Linked DNA regions of Homo sapiens: region 2 is linked to region 1. A link is a contact called in ENCODE Hi-C or POLR2A ChIA-PET data. All regions are on one chromosome and are shown on one strand. The core of a region is the stretch at or near the end of the contact, and the rest is flanking DNA. Distances in the headings are between cores, read along the strand shown.

The links. Hi-C counts contacts between places; a loop is a spot of excess contacts on that map. ChIA-PET counts read pairs that join two places held with the same protein, here RNA polymerase II (POLR2A). Pooled maps may share reads with other maps.
Region 2: a map of naive thymus-derived CD4-positive, alpha-beta T cell shows a loop between it and region 1 (9-fold over the local background). The contact joins the enhancer-like site here to the promoter of TLK1 in region 1. A Hi-C loop is called at or near these places in 1 of 168 maps with a recorded cell type or tissue (naive thymus-derived CD4-positive, alpha-beta T cell) and 2 of 50 pooled maps. POLR2A ChIA-PET finds 5 or more read pairs at or near these places in 1 of 52 experiments (activated CD4-positive, alpha-beta T cell).

The regions. Positions count from the first base shown.
Region 1 is chr2:171,159,643-171,162,349 of GRCh38, reverse strand. TLK1 (tousled like kinase 1) reads left to right here and starts at 1,457. Exons shown (of 21, transcript NM_012290.5): 1 at 1,457-2,060. The coding sequence starts at 1,922. RefSeq lists silencers at 867-926, 1,057-1,776, 2,047-2,286 and an enhancer at 1,641-2,285.
Region 2 is chr2:172,441,400-172,444,104 of GRCh38, reverse strand. All of the region lies in intron 1 of ITGA6 (integrin subunit alpha 6), which reads right to left. Among named protein-coding and RNA genes, the nearest start is that of ITGA6, 15 kb to the right of the region's middle. Within about 2 kb of position 1,369, at least 13 of the 41 ENCODE cell types and tissues checked have a DNase peak (open chromatin) inside an H3K27ac peak, as active enhancers do.

The sequences.
Region 1 (2,707 bases), core at 208-2,707:
GCCAGGCTGGTCTCAAACTCCTGACCTCGTGATCCGCCCACCTCGGCCTCCCAAAGTGCTGGGGTTACAGGCGTGAGCCACCGCACCTGGCCAATAATTGTACACTTTAAATATGTGCAGTTTATTTTGTCAATTATACCTCAATAAAGTTGTTTGTGAGATGTCCCTCTTAAGTTTGAAAAGCAGACAAGACTAAAAACTCACTGAAGTATCTAAAGCACAAGGCAACTACAATTACTTCTGGAGATAACTGACAATCAAGGTTCTTTTCTAGTATGATAGTTTATCTGAACAAAACATTACTATGAGAAATGCGAAGTCATAAAAATAAAAAATAGAAACGACATTTTTGTCCCCCTGGTAATCATGCCATTTCCTCTTGTCTGTGCAGTAGCGCTATATCATAATCTTTTTAGTGCTCTATTCAATTTGGTTTTCTAAAGAGAGAAATAACCTTGTTGTACTTTTCCTGAACTAGAGTGCTCTTTTATGTACAAGAAGCCCAATCCCTGGTGTGAGTATACTTGTGTGGGTCTGTAGAAAGCTACACTCTATCTATAAATTTTAGCAAATGCTGTTATTTATTTTGGGATTTTTGTAGTCGGGACTCAGCGGAGACACTAGAAACAAATTATAAGTTTCTAGAAACCATACCTTCTGCAAGATGAACGCTGTATAGTTTTCCTAAATATGTGATTCAGTAATCACATTTTTCATTTAGATTTTCCACTTACTGTTTTAAAACAAAGAATTGCTATACCATACAGTCTACAAAACTGGTAATTTTCAATTTCCTCATTAAAGATTCTTCACTCTTTTTTAGAAAACACGAGAAAGTTTTATTTCCCAACTCTCCCACTACCCATGTTTATTTTCATAGCTCTTTTATTCGGTCATTATTCCCATTCTGCAGACGGGGAGGCGCACATACGTTTTTCTGCACAGTACAGAGGGGCAAGAAAGAAGGAACTCTCAACTTTTCAGTTCCATTTTGAGAAACGATCACATTGAACTCCCGAGAAGCGGCAGCTGAGCGAGAGCAGCAGCATTTCTCCCCGTGTTGGGTGTGGGTCAGGAGAGAGGCGCGCTTCCGCGGGAGACAGGGGGAGTCAGGTGGCAGCGGCGCTGGAGCCCGAGCGGCGCGGCGGGGGCGCGCCTCCCTCCGGCCGGCGCGGGGACGCTGCCCCCGCGCACGCGAGTCCGGCAACCCCGGGCTCCCGCGCCGCGCGGCGATCCGCGGGTGCGGCAGGGGCGCCCCGGCGCTCTAGTCTCTTCCCTCGCGCGCTCGCTCCTTCCCCATGCCCCCACCCCCCAGCCCCTGGCAGGTCCCTCCCCCAAGCCTGCTCCCGCGGCCGCCGCTGCCGCCGCCGCCGCCGCCGCCGCTACCGGAGGCGCAGGAGCCTCGCGATAGTGTTTGCACAGGCGGCGCGTGACGCCGCCGCCGCCTGTAACTGATGCAGAGGTTACCCCACCGCCTCAGCCGCCACCCACAGCCCGCCGCCGCCGCCTCCCGGGCGACGCCGGGGGCCGACGCACTGCAGAGGTGCCGGCAGGTTCCGCCCGCGGAAGTGTCCTCGGCCGGCGCAGCCCGCGCTCCGCCCGCGCTCCGACCCCGGCCCGGCTGGCACCCCCTCGACGCCTCCGCCGCCGCGCTCCTTTCCTCCTCCTCTCCTCTGGCGCGCCCGCTCGCTCCCTCGCTTCTCCCCCTTTCCCTCCTCCCTGTCCCCTCTCCTTCCCTCACCTCTTTCCTCCCCACCTCCCCTCTTCTCGGTTTCCTCCCCCATCCCCTTGACTCTCCCCTCCCAGCCCTCGCTCTCTCGCTCGCCCTCAGCGCGGCCCCCGCCATGACGGAGGCGGGTGCCGGTGCCGTTGCCGCCGCTGCCGTCGCAGGGGGGGAGTCGGGTTCCCAGAAAGTAGCTTGATGAGTGTCCAAAGTAGCAGTGGAAGTTTGGAGGGGCCGCCATCTTGGTCCCAGCTCTCCACGTCTCCAACCCCGGGCTCGGCGGCGGCGGCCAGGTCCCTGCTGAATCACACGCCGCCATCCGGGAGGCCCAGGGAAGGTAAGCACCGCCGCGCCCGCGCCCGCTCGCGGGCCTCCTCTCCCGCGCCGCGGACCCCCGCGCCCCCCCCCCGCCCCCCCCGCCCCGGGGCTTCTCCGCCAGACCCTGGGGTGGGGGATGGTGGCGAGGTGGACGCGAGGCCGCCCGGCTCCCCGGCTCTGGGGAGGTAGTGCCCTGGCTGTGGATGGTGGTTCGCGGGTGGCGGAGGAGACGGACGAGGGGGTGCGCGCTGGTGGGGACGGGGCGAGGCGCATAGACTCGCCTGGGGTTCCTGGGAGCCAGTCCTGCGAGGGTGGGAAGCCTCCCCCCAGACGCGAGCCCCTTTCTGCTCCATTTGCCAGTACACTCAGTACTCTTAACCTCCTGGCCTCCGGTCTCTGGTGGGTTTTCCCTCCCGCTGGAGCCTTCGTCCTCGAGCCCCCTCCCCTTCTCCCGCGCACTCCTCCCATAGAGGCGGTCCCCACTTTGCGAGCTTTGCTGCCCGGGACCTGGAGGATGCCCCTCGCTTGCTGGGTTTCTCCTTTGGGGAGAGACGCTGAAATTATCTGGGCAGACTTTGATCCCCTGTGTGGCCCCCTAGAGCAATTTAAACGACAGACTGACTCGTGGGCAGGCTTTTAAAACCGCCCCTCCAGATGGTTGCAACT
Region 2 (2,705 bases), core at 120-2,619, 1.3 Mb before region 1:
TAGGGTGTTGCAAGGATCAAATGAAACGATGGGCCAGGCATGGTGGCTCACTCCTGTAATCCCAGAACTTTGGGGGCCAAGGTGGGAGGATCACTTGAGCCCAGGAATTTGAGACCAGCCTGAACAACATGGTGAAACCTCATATTTACAAAAAATACAAAGATTAGCCAGGCGTGGTAGTGCATGCCAGTAGTCCCAGGTACTCGGGAGGCCGAGGCGGGAGGATCACCTGAGCCCAGGAGGTTGAGGCTGCAGTAACCCGTGAGTGCACCACTCGTACTCCAGCCTGGGCGAAAGCGTGAGACCCTGCCTCAAAAAAGAAAAAAGAAATAACATCAAGTAACTTTGTAAACTCAACACAGTGATAAAACATGAAACACTATACGCAATCTTACACATTCCAACAAGCCATTCTAATTTTAACACATACATTTTAACAAGCATAAAGTACAGCTAGGACACAAACATTGAAGCCTTCAGGGATCCAACAGCTTGGGCATAAGGCTGGAAACTCGATTGTTGAAAAGACTCTACTAAACCCACTGATAGCGTAGCCTGTGGTCCTATCAGATGGTTAGGATAGAAAGGAATGAGGGCAGCCACTCCTCCAGAATCAGCCGTGACCATTAAAACAACAACGCCGGCCAGGCCACTCTGCACTAGGAATTAATTAATTCACCTTAAATTAATTCATTTAAGGTGAAATGAGGGAAGCATAAAGTTCTTCACTGCAGCACTGCTTTTAACGGCGAAGGATTAGAAATTATCTGAATACCCAGACTGGTTAAATAAATCATAGTTCATCCTCGAAACTGAGTATTATGCAGAGATTAAAAATAATAAGGAAGCTCTTTATTTACAAGATTGAACAGGCATTAAAACATACCAAGAGAAAAAGAGCAAGGTGCAAAAGAATCTACATGGCAAATGGGTAAAAAAAATCTATGTACATATTTGCTTGTAAATGTATAGGTAGCTCTGAAAGATTCACAGTAAGCTGGTAAAACAATGGTTGCCTCCAGGAAGAATAGGATGCCCAGAGATCAAGGGTGGGAGGCTGACTTTCATTCCATCTTTGTAGTTTTAATATTTGTACCATGTGACTGTACTACCTATTCAAAAATAAATTAAAAATGAAATTTTAAAAATGGAGGTCAGTCCATGGACACGAGGGTCACTGAAAATCTTGCAGAGAAAATGATGGAGATAGTGAGGTTAAAAAAAAAAAATCAGCGCCCACAAGTCATGAAGCAAACCTTGTAATTGCATAAAACAAGCTCACACATGCTCTCTTTATGTGGGCAGTTGCTGGCAAAGAGTCAAAGATTGATTTTTACAGCCCGTTCCAGAGGCATGACAACACATCAGTAAAGCAAGCTCACAAACACGTACCTACTGTGCGCCAGGCACTGTGCTGGCAACTGGGGCATTACAATGAAGAGTGAATGTAAGGCAGAGGGCAAACTACATGGAAGAAAAGAGGTGCAACAGCTGAAAAGGTAGATAAGCTTTCCTAGGGAGTCCCACAGTCAAGTGAGCTGCAGCATAAAATGAATGACATCAGAGACAGGAACTCTAACCTTCCCTATGAACATCCATGGCACTGACAGCATTCAGGGGAACCTTTCAGCTATGAAAATACATCCAACAAGAACTCCTCACCCTTCGTCTATCCTCCTTTCAGAAAGGACTGAATCTGTCCTTTCTAGGGGAGTCCCAATATTCAGACTGAAAGCACTGTAAAGTGCTGTTTATAAATAGCTGCAGGGTCCAAATGCTTTAGTCCTGGATGCTGTGGGCACTCCTCAACCTGCCTGGGGCAATCACTTCCTACCGGGAGGAGCTGGGTTCACCCAAGCAGAGTGAGTCAGTGGCCTGAGTCAGGCACCTCGCCTTTCATCTAATCTAAAGCAATGAATGAGGGGTGTGGCGGTAACCAGGACTCCTTATTCAGAAACATGACGCAGGGGTTGGTGAGAAACATGGGGAACACACAGCTGCTTCTGGATTTGTGGCCACAGGCAAATCCGAGCCTAGTTTCTAATGGAGAAATGTTTATCATCTGAGCAACTCAGGATGGTACCTCTCTATGATGAGAAAGAGATCTGGACAAGTTTGATGGGACACGAACCGACGTACTTAAGCTTCTGGTGGCATTTTATAAAAACAGACACATTAGCTAGCTGGACCTCTGCTTAGGGGTGAGGGCGGGATGGGGTTCTAGTGGGAAATGAAGCAGAAACAACTCAGGACAAGAAGGGAATTGTAGGCACAGCTCTGTCTGTAGCTGGCTGCAGGACTATGACAAATCCTAGGTCTCCATTTCTTGTTCTATGAAATGAGGATGGTGGTCTACCTTTCCAGGCCATTCCCCAAGTTCCTTCCCAACTTCTACAAGTGGAAAATAGTTTCAATTGTAAAGAAATTCACAAAAACATTGGGTATTACTAGAATGTGTCTACTCTCGTTCACAGATGAAAACACCTGTGTCTTATGCACTGAGGTTTGATTTTTTTTTTTTTTTTTTTTTTTTTTTTTTTTTTTTAAAGAGACAGCGTCTCCACTCTGTTACCCAGGCTGGAGTGCAGTGACACAATCATAGCTCACTCTCACCTTGAGTTCCTAGGCTCAGGCCTTCCTCCCACCTCAGCCTTCCAAAGTGCTGGGATCACTGGCATGAGCCACCATGCCTGAGTTTAGATTTA